Linked DNA regions of Homo sapiens: region 2 is linked to region 1. Evidence: read pairs that join two places in POLR2A ChIA-PET (ENCODE). Cell type or tissue: CD4-positive, alpha-beta T cell. All regions are shown on one strand. Each heading gives the region's core, and the rest is flanking DNA. Links, peaks and the distances in the headings are about the cores only.

Evidence for each region. Peaks named below come from ENCODE experiments on the same cell type or tissue, not always from the same donor. Only the 100,000 strongest peaks of a DNase experiment are listed, where the experiment ranks them.
Region 2: POLR2A ChIA-PET joins it to region 1 with 6 read pairs; 2 of 35 experiments call an interaction of 5 or more read pairs at or near these places.

What each region holds. Positions count from the first base shown.
Region 1 is chr2:197,865,262-197,872,947 of GRCh38, reverse strand. All of the region lies in intron 1 of PLCL1 (phospholipase C like 1 (inactive)), which reads right to left. Among named protein-coding and RNA genes, the nearest start is that of PLCL1, 65 kb to the right of the region's middle. In CD4-positive, alpha-beta T cell, for the core only: no CTCF peak of the experiment used is centred there; a DNase peak (open chromatin) is centred at 3,107; H3K4me3 peaks cover 806 bases; H3K27ac peaks cover 2,641 bases.
Region 2 is chr2:198,111,807-198,119,492 of GRCh38, reverse strand. The region is part of intron 5 of PLCL1 (phospholipase C like 1 (inactive)); the gene reads right to left. Among named protein-coding and RNA genes, the nearest start is that of LINC01923, 260 kb to the left of the region's middle. In CD4-positive, alpha-beta T cell, for the core only: no CTCF peak of the experiment used is centred there; no DNase peak of the experiment used is centred there.

The DNA of each region.
Region 1 (7,686 bases), core at 972-5,971:
ATGCCATGATGATCAAATAAGATCATAGATGTAAGAACTTTGGATTGTGCTAATGCCTACTAAGAGCCTAATCAATGTGGGTTATTATGCAAATAATTTTACTCAGCCTGTCATCCTGTAGTTATTGTCTTCTTTCCTAGTATAAGAAATCTTTTACTCAAGCTTATCTTACTGGCATTTTAAACAAATAATAATAATATAATTACAATTGTAATCACAAAAATAGCTAATTGAGAATTTATTGTGTACCAAGCCCTTTATAAAACTTACATAATCTAATTCTCTCAATCATCCAATAAAGTGGGTATCATGATCATTGTCATCATTGCCCCCATTCATCAGATGGGAAAAATGAAGCTTAGAGCAGTTCAATAACTTGCCTATGATCACAATCTAGTAAATGGTAGAGCTGAATACAGTCATGGATCTGTGGCACAGCCCTTAACCATTAGGGTACAGTGCCTCCAAGGAAGGGATGCCAATCATATGTTTGGTATAAAACTTATGGTTGGCATTGATGCCTACAGTTTAATGGGGAAAACAGACGGATTACAAATGAGAAAGAGGGAGGACACAGGCAGGCAAAGAGATTCAAGGCCCTAAATGCCTTCCAGACTTAGTATAAAGAAATTAATAGGATAGGTGATTGGTATTGTGCTGATTTGGCTATATTTCATTGAGAGAACTTCCTCTGCTTGCATGGAACAGGAAATTTGCTACCTAAAAGTAAATTAAGGTCACCAGAGGACCTGATGAGCTAAGCAGAAAGCTCTTGGATTAGGCCAGGGGGGAGAAAACTAACAAATTATTTCAGGTCAACTGGCTTTTTAAATTTTACATCTTCCAGCATTGTAAATATTAGTCCGAGTTACTCACAAAAGGTTTGTAATCCAGACTGGAATTTAGTGTCTACAGCAACAAAGTGACAGCACAGCTGAACAAACTAGCCATTCACCAGGAGTCCCAGGAGCTAAGTACCTGCCCCCACTTCTTTCCCACAGAAAGCATGTCCTTGGGTTTATTAGAGAGCCTCCAAGTCCCTTTGTAGAGGGTGTAAAGGGGAAAGCACAGGTGTCCTTGTCAGATAGGTGAGTGTTGCAGTGCTGGTCGTGTTCTTATGGTTGTGTGTTAACCAGAGCAATCAAAGCAAAATTAGAGATTTACTCAAAGCACTCAGGGAGGGGGACACTAAGGAGTGCACCTAACTTAATTTAGGTGGTATTTTGTTATTTTTGTTTTGTATTGTTTGGGGTACGATGTTATTATAAGCCAAGGAATGCCAAGGATTTCCCACAGTCACCAAAACTAGGAGACAGGCATAGAACGAATTCTCCCTCAGAGCCTCCAGAAGGAACCACCCCTTGCTGACACCCTGATTTCAGATTTCTGGCCTCCAAAACCATGAGAAAATGAATTTCCGTTTTAAGCCAACAAGGGTGTGGTAATTTGTTACAGCAGCCCTAGGAAACTAAGGCACTCCCCTCAGTGGATCCAGGTGGGGGTCTGGAATCTGCATTTTACCAAGAACCTCAGGCGTTTCAACACTTGAGAACTTCTGCCTTATCCTATTCCCTCTGGTCTCAGGAGGGCCACACTGCCCCTTCCCTTATGAACCTCATTCTAAGAACAGGCCCCAAAAAATCTAAAGCCAGGGATGTAGGGAAGACTAGGGGTTTCTCTCCAAACAGTACAGGATCTGTTTGGGGTGAAACAGATGTGTCTGCAACTGTACAGGCCCCTCACATCCCTCAGCTAACTCTTCAGGAGTTTAAATTAGGATTCTAAATTCAGGAGTCTAATCAGTCTAGTAATTTAAATGTACCTCTCATTCCTGCTTGAGGGTAAGTATCAAGCCTCTCTGTATGGCATTAGACCCAGGAAGTATCTCTGCCTCTAACACCATCCCAAACACGGAATTTTACACAATACAAAATGTTCACTCTTGCTCATGTAGTTTAATATCCAGAAAAACAGCTCCTCTCCCGAGGTGAGCATCTGAATCACGGATGGTATCAGATATAGTGAATTGGAATGATCAGGGTAAGGGAGTGTGATAAGGAATAGGGGCAGCCTGGTCTCTTTTCCCCCCAGTAGTAAGAATCTCAGCTCTAAGGAAGAGCGTCACTCCTATCTACTCACATCAATTCCACATCCAAGGAGAAGCAGTTCTATTCGAGCTCAAAGGAAAATGTGCATATTCAAGAAATATAATTATACCAAGGCAGCTGGACTTGGAGGTATGGGTAGTAGAATAAAGAGGTTCAAAGTTTTCCACTCTTTGAATAGATGTTCAAAGTTCTCTTCTGTTCAAGCCTGACACTTTTCTCTCTTCCCTTCCCGCTAACAAATATGGTAACACTCTCTGAGGGTAGAGATGCCACATATTTAGAAGGGGTAATGATACTTAGGAGGCCTGTGCAGAGGTTCCCAAATATGCATCAGACTCACCCAGGAAGAATAGTTAAAATGTCCATCTCTAGTCCCTACACCAAGAGATTCTCATTCACTGGGTCTTGGGTGGGTGGGACTCTTAACGCCACAAAAACGAACCATAGGCCTCTAACCTACATTCTATGTTAAAAAGGTCAGTGTGGCTCATGAAGATGTGACTAGATAAGGGTTTGGAGCCTACATGTACCTGAGTGTCCCTTGTACTGTGGTATCAAATAGATTGAAGGTAGTAGGAGACCAGATCAGAATTCACATCAAACACCCTAAAAGCAGCAAAGCTCCCCTTAGCATTTACTCTTATTTCTGCATGCTTTAGTAATTCAAATTCTAGCATGAGTCAATTCTAATCAGTTATTTGTGTAATTCATTTTAGCTAAAGTTCAGTAGAACTGCTAAAACCAGTTAACTCCACGGAGACACAAAACAAAAACTCCATGATGCTTCGTGGCCGCCCAGATACACGGGAATCTTTATTACCCTTCCTGTTTCACAAAGTTTGGTTTCTACCATTTAAGATTTCTGATAAATAACACTTATGGAAAAAAAAAGTATGCTTGAAACCTTTTTACAAAATCAGATAAGAAGCTAGAAGATAATGTTGTGGTTTTCTTTCATGTGATCCCTGAATTACGTAAGAAGTCTTGCCATGAAATTTACCGTTGCAGCATACCTTCTACTATGAGCTGTTGCTGCTGTTTTTACATGACAGATAAAAATTGATGGTGTCAAGAGGTGAGGAGGGATTAAAACCAAACACTAGGATAACATCAAAACTTCTTTCAGTCACATCTGTCCCCATTGTTTTGCTCTCTGCACCAGTGATGGCTCAGCAAAGAAATTACTTTTACATATCTGTTCTCTTTAATCACTGTACCACCCGTGGCAGTTGTCACAATTATCTTGATGCTTTTCTGGCTGTTCCTTCCTTCACATGATCCTCACCACAACCATTTAAAGAACAAGTATGTGACTGCATGAGTCGAACATCAACAGGCCTGAAGCCAGAAATAGTATTATTAGAGTCACAAACTGAATCTATACAAAGTGAAAAAGTTATTATGTAAATATAAATCAAAATAATCACTATTTTTGTTTATATCCCCATTTAGGCAAAAAAAAAAGAAAAAGATACGTAAATTCAGGGGAGTCAGAGGAGGTTATTATTAAGTTCCTCTAAGAAGTGTATTGCTCTTAAAATAATAATTTCACTAAGTACATTGTGGAATGGCCCATGTGGAAGCAATTTGATATGATAGAAACAATAGGGCCTTTAAATCGGACAGTCCTGGTTTTAATTCAAACTCAGTTACTTACTGCTTGGCCTTGTGCAAATCATTTCACTCATCAGAGCCTAAGTTGTTCTCTAATTTTTAAAATGGCAATAATAATGTCTGTCTCACAGACAAGATGTAAGAGCTAGAGAGGACTCTGGTAAACATTGCATTGCATTGCTCAGCGTATAACAGGCACTCAAACTGTCTGAAGCTTTCTAACACAATTATCAGTTTTTAAGTTAAAATGTGACTAAAACTCACTCTTTCACTAAGTTTAATCATTTAGGTATTAATAAAGTATAATTTCTTAGTATTTTTCTCTGGTAGTCTATTCTTTTCTCCCTTCTTGTTTGCTACTAACCAGGAAATTATATAACTGAACCAAACCTGTTAAAAGTATGTGTAAAGGCCAGGTATGGTGGCTCATGCCTGTAATCCCAGCTCTTTGGGAGGCTGAGGTGGGTGGATCACTTGAATCTAGGAGTTCAAGTGAACTTATCTCTACTAAAAAAAAAAAGCGAGACCTTATCTCTACTAAAAAAAAAAAAAAATTCAATTAGCCAGGCATGGTGACATGCATCTCTAGTCCCACCTACTTGGGAGGCTGAGGTGGGAGGATCACTTGCGCCCAGGAGATGAGGCTCCAGTCAGCTATGATCGTGCCACTGCACTCCAGCCTGGGTAAGAAAGCAAAATCCTGTCTTTAAAAAAAAAGTGTAAAATTTTTTAAAAACAAACTGATTTTGCATGTGGTTGTAGAAGGGTTTTCCAGTGAATAAAGATAAAGTACACAAGAATAGGTACTGCATAGACACTGGGATATCTCTTAGGTTATCTCACGAGCCAATTCAGCTTCCTACCTGTTTCTTGCCTAGTTTCCACCTAGTTGAGATTGTCAGATAAGCAACATCTGATATGAAAGACACTGCAGTAATCTACCATTAGTAAATAGCTCACATTTCAGTAAATGCCTAGCCATGTATTTAAATGGAAAAGACTATATGAACACTTCTTTAGCTAGAAGTAATATTCATAAGCAAGCATATGCAGAGTTTGCAGTTTTGACTGGACATAAAAGGTTCACAAAACTTCCAGCAGTTATAATAGCTAAGATAATACCTATTTCTAATGAATAATACAGTGGTCACCGGGTGGATAGGCCTTTCAATTGTAAAAATCCTTGCCATTTGTTTTCAACCATTTGGTATTTTACCTACAGGATCAATCATTGTCATGTTTAAAGTATACAGTATACTCATACAGTTGTCACAGAAATGATGAACAGTGGTTAAAGAGGTATAACTTCAAGTTGAGAAAGACAATTTACAGCACACAGCAGCATACTCAATTTTTTTTATGAGTATTTCTGTGAGATCACCACAAGAGTCAGAGTGACATCTCTAAGGAATTGCTGATAAGGACGTCTGGTTGGGGACAGTGAGCCACGCTAGAAATCCTGGAGCAGAGTAGGCAAGATGATGGCAGTGTTCATCTAACTACTACCCTGGGGATCCCAGCAAACCACAGCCAGAGAAGCGAGGTGTAGCAGGGATGTGTCAGCAACAACTGGCTTGATTGCTCCTGGTTAAGGCTGGAAGAGATTTCCTTAGCATATGAAAGTTCTCATTCACAAGATCATGCACAGAACTAAATGGGACTAGAAACAAAAGATTAGAAACTATGTCTATTTCATCAATATCTTATCACTAATTTTCAAAAATAAATCATCAGATGCTAATTTTGCCAAGTACTCCTCGAAGAGAAAATGGAATATTTGACAATGCTCCATAATGTAATAGCAACAAAGACCAGCGGACTTATAGTACAAAAAAAAAAAATACCTACAGATCCTAGAAGTAACTGCTATAACAGAATTTAATATAGCACCTGACAGCACAGCACAGTAGCCCATTAATCAACAAGTATTCACTATCTATGTGTATACTGCTGTAGAAGATTTAGGGAGAAAGAATAAAATGAGATCACCGCCCACATCAGTCAGGCCAGGAAGGACATGCAAAAGTAAAAGAAGGCATTGCAGAAATGCCCTTCCCTGAACCTCCAGCTCTACAGCAAATCCAAAGCAATGTGACATTGGACAAGGAAGGCTTATCATTCTGACTTCAGTCTTACTCTCCAGGCTCAGATCAGGGGCTTTCTCCCAAGGTCAGATTTCCTGTGTTTGCTAATGCATCTCGGGTCATGCTAGATAACTCTTTCAATCCATTAGTGTGCGTCATTGATCCTACTGGTCCTTCTTTAGCTTTATGAATGATGCCTTTTATGTAAAACACTTGAGAATTCCCAAACGATGATCGCCATGGGGTTAATCCAGGTAGTGCATAGAAGTGTAATAACAATAATGCCTAATTTTAGGATTTAGTATGGGTTCTCCAGAAGCAGACCCCAAGTAGGGAACAGTGGTAGGGAAGTGGGGAAGAGAGACAAAGAAGGAAAAGCATCTAATAAATCAGCTGCCAGAGTGGGTGCTTGGAGCTGAATTCCCTGGGGAAGCTTTCAGAACTAGTGCAAAACACAGCTTCAGAATTATCTCATCTGAGGGTGAGGGAGCTGGAGTATTTATATGTCACCTCTAGAGAGTTATTAGATGAGGGCTGCTGGAAAAGCAAGCATATTAATTCCCTAGAATGAACTGCTGTCCATGGGCAAATCAGCATTTGAGATGCAGGTGCTGACAGTAGAAAGTTCACAAGAGAAATGTGAAAGGTCCTGGGGATAAGGGTTGGCTCTGGTAGCATCTGCCCCATTAACATTCAGGTAAGTAGCCCTATTCTTGTTTATCCACTAGAATAAGTGACAAATTAATTCAATGTGAAAGTACTAGGAAACATAACTAATTCTTTTTTAAAATAAAACTGTAGATTTTTTTCACTGTTTACAAAGAACATTTTCAGCCAACGCAAATGTTCAAGATATTTTTGGTGTTTAATCTAAGAAAAGCTATCATAAATTTCTGCCTAGCTATTCATTTTTGCTCATTTCTTAAACTAACTATATATATATATATAGTTTATATATATATATAGTTTATATATATATATAGTTTATATATATATATAGTTTATATATATATATAGTTTATATATATATATAGTTTATATATATATATAGTTTATATATATATATATATATAGTGTGTGTGTGTGTGTATATATATATATATATTTTTTTTTTTTTTTTTTTTTTTTTTTGGAGATAGGTTCTCACTCTGTTATCCAGGCTGGAGTGCAGTGGTGCAATCATGGCTTATGCAGCCTTTAACCTTCTCTCAAGCTATGCTCCCGCCTCAGCCTCCTGAGTAGCTGGGACTACAGGCAGGCACCACCATACCCAGCTAATTTTTGTATTTTTTGTACAGACAGGGTTTCACCATGTTGTCCAGGCTGGTCTTGAACTCCTGAGCTCAAGTGATCTACCTACCTTGGCCTCCCAAAGTGCTGGGATTACAGGTGTGAGCCACTATGTCCAGCTTAAACTGTGATTTTTAAAATATTAAAATACATCATTTGACGCGTGAGCTTTGATTCCACTGATATGTTTCATCTAACTTAACGTGCTAATTAGCATTTCCGATTTATATTTGTGCTTTTTTAAAGTCAAATTTGTTTTTAAAGATTTATAAAAAGGTAAATTCAAGAAGAATTCACTGATCTAAGCTTCCATGCTCTCACGGCCATATCGGTAGTTTTCTGTCCTGATCTCCCCTGCCCCTTCCATCTTATTGCATGTGAGCTCCTTAAGGTTAAAGGGACTGGGTCTAAAACTTCTCAATATTTTCCAAATTTCTAACAAGAAGCCAGGTTTACTTTCCAATTTTTGAAAAACAGTCCCGTTTTGCTTTTAATAGTTTGGAAAGGTGAGCTGGAATCTAGTGAAATTTCTTCAGTGCTGAGAAATGCTCCTTATAATATACAACCTATAACTCACCATTATAAACTAT
Region 2 (7,686 bases), core at 1,694-6,693, 250 kb before region 1:
CCCAAAACTGCCTGATATTTCCAAGAAACAGAACTGAGGGCCTGGAGAATATAAAATGTGAAGACACGGAGGTAAGCAAAGCCCCCATCACAGAGGACCTTCTATCCAGGTCAAGAACTTGGCATTTTTTCTTGAAGCTAACAGACTAACATCAAATCATTTCTCTCACTCAAGTCTTAGGCTTTTTAAAAGATTTATTTATTTTTAACTCTCTTAAATGAATTTAGAGCATTTTTTTCAGAAGATTAAATGAATTTAATTAAATTTTCTTACACAAGAAGGATGTATTAGATTTGAAAAGAGGACTTGATATTATTTTCCAAATGCCTACAGTTTCTGTTGTCAAGTTACAAACTGAATCAACTATGTTTGGTTGTCAAAACCAATCAAAGTTAAGATCTAGCTGAGTTACAATTGACATTTTCCTCATCTGATGTATGTAATACTCTGGATTCTTGGGCTTCTCTACTGTGCTTCAATACACAAATAACAATAGTTTCACATGAAGACACACTACTGTATATGAATCCTTTTGAAATGACTGAAGATTTATCCTAAATGTAAACCTTAGTAGGGAAAATCACTACATTAGACAATAATTATAATTAATGTAATAATAGTTAAAGGCACTCAAAACTTCATGGAGAACAAAAGGTTAGAGACAGAAAAATGCTTAGACTGACAACTTCATGGTAACTACATGACAAATCCAGAGGACACTACTCACATGCATTCAGTGGGAATGGCACCCCCTACGGTTGTGCAGTGCACAATTGACATAGGAGTATGCAGCAGCTCTGGCCAATTCAGGGATTAGACTGTTAAACCTTATGCTGCAAAAAAGAAATGACAGACAAACTGGTATAGAAATGTCTAATCAAAAGCTCCAGGAAAATAATACTGGTTGTGCTGATGTTTAACTTCAATGAAAATTCATAAAGTTTCATGTAATTAATTTTCAAGTCTCCTGTAGTTCAGAGATCTCTATGAAAACTTTTCCTGAGTATCTTTGACAAAACAGCCAAAGGATCTGACCTTCCCAGGAGCTGTTATTTAAAGAGGAAGGACAGTAGTAGTCACTTTATTATTTGCTCCTTTCTCTCTCTCCTCTCCCTCTCTCTCTTTCTGACCAGAGAAGAATCTCTAGAACAAAATTATGCTTCCTGAGATGAACCCAGCAATTTTTAAGGTGGTGGTTATTAAGTAGAGGATGACCGAATGATTTAGTATGGTTGATAAAACTGTGATTCAGTAGCAAAGACTATATTTTTCAGAATTTAAAATTGTAATTTCCATCTTGATGGCATTTGTAATTATTATATTGCTTACACATTTTTATGTTTTTCATAAGAACAGCTGAGAATACATTTAGTTAACCAAAGCCTCCAAGGAAAATTTCATTCCTCTATTATTGTTATTATCATATCTACATGTATTATTACAGAGCTTACAATAAGCAGGGTTTAATAAGTGAGTTGTTTAATATAAGAAACGAGCCTATGATATAACACATATACAAGCACACACTATGCATACATATAATTGTTCCTTTTGATGGTATTCTTCCTCTCCCAGGCTAAAATGTACTATTGATAAAGGAGAACAGGAAGGAAGTTGCTGGCTTTTTCCCTCTCTAGTTTCAGAGTACATGTAAAGACTCTATGGGCTGACTCAGAGGATACACAATATACATTGTTAAGAAGCTTCAGTCTCACCTACTCAGATTTAATACTAGGACATAGTTACCTCTAAAACATACTTTTCCTATACAAGACTTTATACGCTAGCTTTGTTTTTTAGCAGTCTTAGATATCAGTTTCTTGGTTGATAGCAAACCCACGATAAACAAGAACCTGTTTCCTGCAACATGTGTGGTAAGTGTGGAGAGCCATCTGGAAGGTAAGGGAATGAGGAAGCGGTGTGTAACCATCCATGATTTCACCAGCAAATAAACTGTATGGAACTCTCAAGTGTCTATAGGACTGTTTCAGCATATGTTCAAATTGTGCCCATCCAAGCAGTTTGGAGGAATAAACTTCTGTTACAATAATGTACCACCAGAGAACATGAGTAATTCTAACACATTCAACCTTCCCTTTCTATATATCTTTGCTTACAAAAAAGTGAAGCCCAATTGAATCTGAAAAAAAAAAAGAAAAAAAAAACAGAAAATGACTGATAGAGACCCATATTTCTGACCCAAGGAAATCAGAATTTGTTGCTGAAACCCAAGTCATATTTTCAGGGCATCCAGTATATTTTAAATGTATATGAAAAATATGTCTCTTAACACATGCTTAAGAAAAGGAGCTCAACTTTCTGAGACTAGATTTATTTGTAATTGATCAGGAATGTTTTTTGACCCAAGAAAAGGAAAATTCCCAGGCAACACATTCATGAACCAGTTTTATTCTAGTTTTTTTCATAAGGCCAGCTGCTGAGTAGCTGACAACTGGGAGATCCAGAATATTCTAGTTGATTAAGGAATCCCTCTGAGAGATTTGAATTGCAATATTTTTTCCCTGGAATACATTGTAAAGCAATTTAAGAACTTTCCATCCCTCAGTATAACTGACTCAAAAATCCATTGAGAATAGTTATCTTTTAAATAAACACTCAAAGACTTTAGCTATTTTTAGAACACATAGCTTCGTCCTGGCAGATTTACAAATCCCATCATGAGGGGTTAGTGTATTTCACTGCATAGGGAAGGATTCTCTTCTTTGTCTCTGAAACCCTGGAGCTTCTACATAACGACTTGTTAACCTTTCCATAATATTATGCAATGATGCAAAAGTCTAATACTTAATTCTAAGTCATGGTTCTGTGAGAGTCTTTTCTTTCTGGAAGTTACCTTTTTTCAAAGCATTAATAAAATTATTATAATGATCCGTATTTCTTGTCTTATTCAAGTAGTTATCTGAAGAGTTATGTGTAAATTTTTATGAATTTAAGCATATTTTTAAAACTCCAAGGGCATACGTTTTTCAAAGAATCTATAATTAATCTCATAAGGCCATGAGTTTTTCCTTAAAGGGAAAATTCAGTTATTAATTATCCTGCATTCATAGATAGGTATCTTCACTTACCACAAATACTAAAAGTATCAATAATGTATGGAGAGTAATTAATAGTACAAAATCATTTTACAAAAAGTGGGAAATAAGGAGAAAAAAAGATTTATCCTCCTGGCCTATTACTATGAGTATGTAATCTCATATTTGATGTATCTTTGAGCACATTGTATCTACTTGAAATAAGAAATGTTTAATTAAACTGGAAAATAACCACTTATGACTCCAGGGTAACTTTTTTGCTGCTCCATAATCACGATCTTTTCAATATGACTTTAAAAAAGTAGCATCTAATTTCATTATGCTTAACCTAAATTATTCTTTAGATTTTTACATTTACATATTTGTATGTACACATATACATATATACACACATAACATTTTATATATACATGTATATTTATATATTTATATGTATCTATTTTTATATATTTAATAAGTATATTTTTATATATTATATGTATATATTTTATATATTTAATAATTTTATATTTCATAAAAATTTTTTATATATGAGATATGGCTTGGCTGTGTCCTCGCTCAAATCTCACCTTGAATTGTAATAATCCCCACGTGTCAAGGGCGGGGCCAAACAGAAATAATTGAATCATGGGGGTGGTTTCCCCCATACTGTTCTAGTGGTAGTGAATAAGTCTCACGAGACCTGATGGTTTTATAAATGGAGTTCCACTGCACAAGCTCTCTTGCCTGCCACCATGTAACACATTCCTTTGCTCTTCTTCCGTCTTCTGCCATGATTGTGAGGCTACCCCAGCCATGTGGAACTGTGAGTCCATTAAACCTCTTTCTTTTATAAAGTAACCAGTCTCAGGTATATCTTTATTAGCAGCATAATACAATATATAAATGCATATGTTGACAATGCTCAACTTTATCTGAGCCCTGTGTTCCAGGAAATCAGGGATGGTTAAGAAATCCCCTCATCCTTTTGTGTTCCTCAAAAGACCTTACTTACTGCAAAGAACCCCTCTTCCCCATAGGACTTGGCTAAGACTCATGGAATCTCCCTTGTTTATCTGTGACATGGCCAGACACAGACCTTTCAAATTCCCTTTCTTGCCTCATAAATGACTAGCTGAACTGTTTGTCTGTTTGTGTCCACTAACCAATCTGGAGAAAATATTGATACCTACTACCTGGACTTGGCCAAACTTTAATTAGGCTTCTCTCTTCCCCTTAGGCCCTGGAACTTTGACCCACTCTCATCCTGAGACAGCACACAGCCTCTCCTTAATCGCCTCTTACCAAGAAAGGACTGACCACAGGAAAGATGTTTCCTCACTGTAGGATCAACTGTGGGATCACGCTACCCACTCCCTCATATGTGCTTCTTTCTGACCTTCTGTGCCCTTCCCTATAAAAGAAAAATCCTTTCTGCCTGGCCTTTCAAATGCTTACAGATCTTAAGGTAGGAGCATTCTCCCCATTACAATAGTTCCCCTATCACAGTAGTCCCCTCTCCTTATTGTGATAATTCTTTTGAACAGATTCTCTATCTAAATTCAGATTTGACTTTATTTGACAATGTCTGTGTGCATACCATATATGTGTGTATATATGTATATGTATATATAGATATATATATGCACACACACACACACATTCAGAGAAGTGAACTCATTTTGCTCTGATTTGGATTAACAATAAGGAAATTAGATAGATGTAGCCCATTTTTGTCTTCCTTGAGTAACAATATCAGAAAAGGAGCTTGTGAGTATAAAACCTACAAGGGCTGTAAGGAACCAGAATGAAACAATTTGGTTATCAATGTTTTCTTTCCACTTATATCACTGTAAGAAATACTTAATGCAGAGTTAAGACATCAAACTCACTTAAGCTACAACTCACCTTAGGCTAAAACTCTGTGTGTAAGAAACAAATTTTCTCTAAGGAAAATTTTCCTGAAAGAAAAGTAAGACCTTCAATAACTTCACAAGTTGGAGCCAAGTCCTCTGGTCTATGATGCATCTATTCATTAGGATCCTGCCACTTTTGAATTATTCAGATTCATTATAAAATGCAGCTTTCATCTGAAAAAAAAAAGTGTACCTCCAAGAGATGCTAAATTTAGTTCTACTGGAGATAAAGTGGTGTGTGCTTCCATAATCATGTCAACAGCCCGGCTTTTATCTCTACTAAACTCCTGGGCAGCACAGCTGGGATGCAGCCACCCAAGGCAGAAATCTGGACACCATGTAACCAGTCTGCCTATTGCTAAGAAGCATTAACATTCTATTTAAACTGTCCTATATTGTTGGATAAGAGCTGTTTGAAATAATGTTTTAAACTTGTGGCTTTTTTTAAATTATAGATGCATCAATTATACTTCAAAAAATTTACCCATATATCTAACACTAATACTAATATTCTATATTATATAACTCTCTCTCTCTCTCTGCATCTTTTCAGCTTTAAATTGTAGAAATTTCTCAGAAACCAACCTTATAACATCCTCCTCTGTAACTATAAGCTATTAAATGAATTTTATGGATACACATGGTTATAAAACTTCGCTGCAGATTATATTTTAGAAGGTGGATGATTAAATTAATTTGTAATTAATATGGCCAGATTTGATATAATAACAAATTAGCCATAATGCTAATGAGTGGTAATTAAATGAGCAAGGCAGAAATTTTAGAACTCCCCAGACCATGTTGAAGAGGTCCGGCACATCTTTATTTTGATGTGTTTTCTTTTCACCATTATTTTCAAATTGTTTTGGCAACCACACTCAAGTATCAAGATACAAGGCAGGGTTTTGGAATCCATGAAAGGCTGGAATATTTACTCACCACTGTACTGGTATTTCCTCGTGGAATACTTCCCTGGCCTCTCCCATTAGGTCAAATCCCATTGCACACTCTCATAGTGTCATGCACTTTTTTAAGGCACCCATCATAAGGACAAATTTAACACACATCATGTGCTTGTTAAATGACAGCTTCCCCCACTAGACTGTCAGCTCTGAGACCAGAAGGCCACATTTTTATTCACCAGTACATTCCCAAGCACAAAGCCTGTCACCTAGTAAAGACGTAACAGATACATTTGTTGAATTAATAAATTTGGTTTCACCAAAAATAAAATGAAATAAAAATTTGTTAAATTATTGTTTGCTAATTTATGGATTAGAAGCCTCATTTATGCATTGCACTTCCTTATTTATAAATGTCAGTGTGGAAATAACATCACCTTCTTGAGGTGGGAGAGAAGGGTCTTTATTTTGCACTAATTAGCCAAACAATAACAAGATTCTACAAATGTGTCTAGGAGTATCTTTTCAGATACCTCGTCCACGGATAAATATATCAAACTTAGTTTATAACCCCCAGATAGATGCTATGCCTTCTAAATGTATACTCTACACTTTATAAGGCTTAATAATATTTTCTTTTGTGTATAAAAATAATGGTACTGACATATGAGATTCAAGCTGTTTTTCTAGAAGTGATCCATCCATTCTCTCCCTTCTGCCACCCACCTTCTTCCTGGTAATCAATGATATCCATTGTAAAGCAGCTGGCTAAGATTCCAAGTGAGTTGAGGGCTTACTAGGTTGAGCGAGACTAAACTGGCTGCCACTGGAATAAGACCCTCAATTTTGGCTTCATCCCTATTTTGCCCCTCCCAGTTGCGTTCACCAAATGTTTCTGGCATGACTGTTAACCGTAACTGTTTGCCAAAATTCCAACATTATTTTTAAACGTTTAATAGACAAAAAAATTGAAATAAACTTTACAACAAAATGAAAATTGAAGAAGTAAATGTTGCCTAGAGGAGACACAGAATAGATTCTGCTGTAACTCCTCAGTTGATAAAGGACAGATTGTAGGTCTGAACAGTAGAACTGTGGCTGTGGAGGAGGGGGCATGAGGAAGGAATATGAAAGGAGTATAGCCTTTGTAAAGTTTTTGCTAGAGGCATGGCTCTTGAACTTCCTCTGTCCCATCAAGAAATGGCAGCTAGCAATGTCCAGACTAAAAGCCAATGAATAGCAAAGCTGTCCAAGAGAAACAAGAGGAGGCTGGCTGGGCTCTCAGGGGTCCTGGGTCTGGTCTTCTGCTTTGGTATTGTTGTTGTTGTTTTGCTTTGCTTCCGTGATTCCCAATCGTACCTGTCCAAGGACTCAACTGTATCCATTCGCTCAGGGGTGATCAGGCCCTGGGAAGCTGATTCATGCTAACCAAGCTCATAGGAGATGGACAAATAAAAAAGGAAGTTAACTGATTTACTTACAAAGAGAAATGTGACTACTGGGCAGATGGAACTAGTTATACCACTTGGTCAATTCATTCTATTTTCCACTAGAAAAGTGTACCTGGGAAACCAGATTGAGAAAAGAGAGTTGTTTTGTAAATATAGTGTTGTAAATAAATTATTCTCAAGATACACTCTCTCGCTGTAGCTTTCTGCACTAACCACTGACTACTGACAGTAGGCATATTCTGTCAAGGTGATTGAAATATTCATGCTAGATGGGCAGGACACTCACTCCCTTAGATAAGTAAAATAATAAATATAAAACACTTGGTAGGATACTTGATACATAGAAAGTGCTCAGTTAATACAAACCATTACTATTATGGTG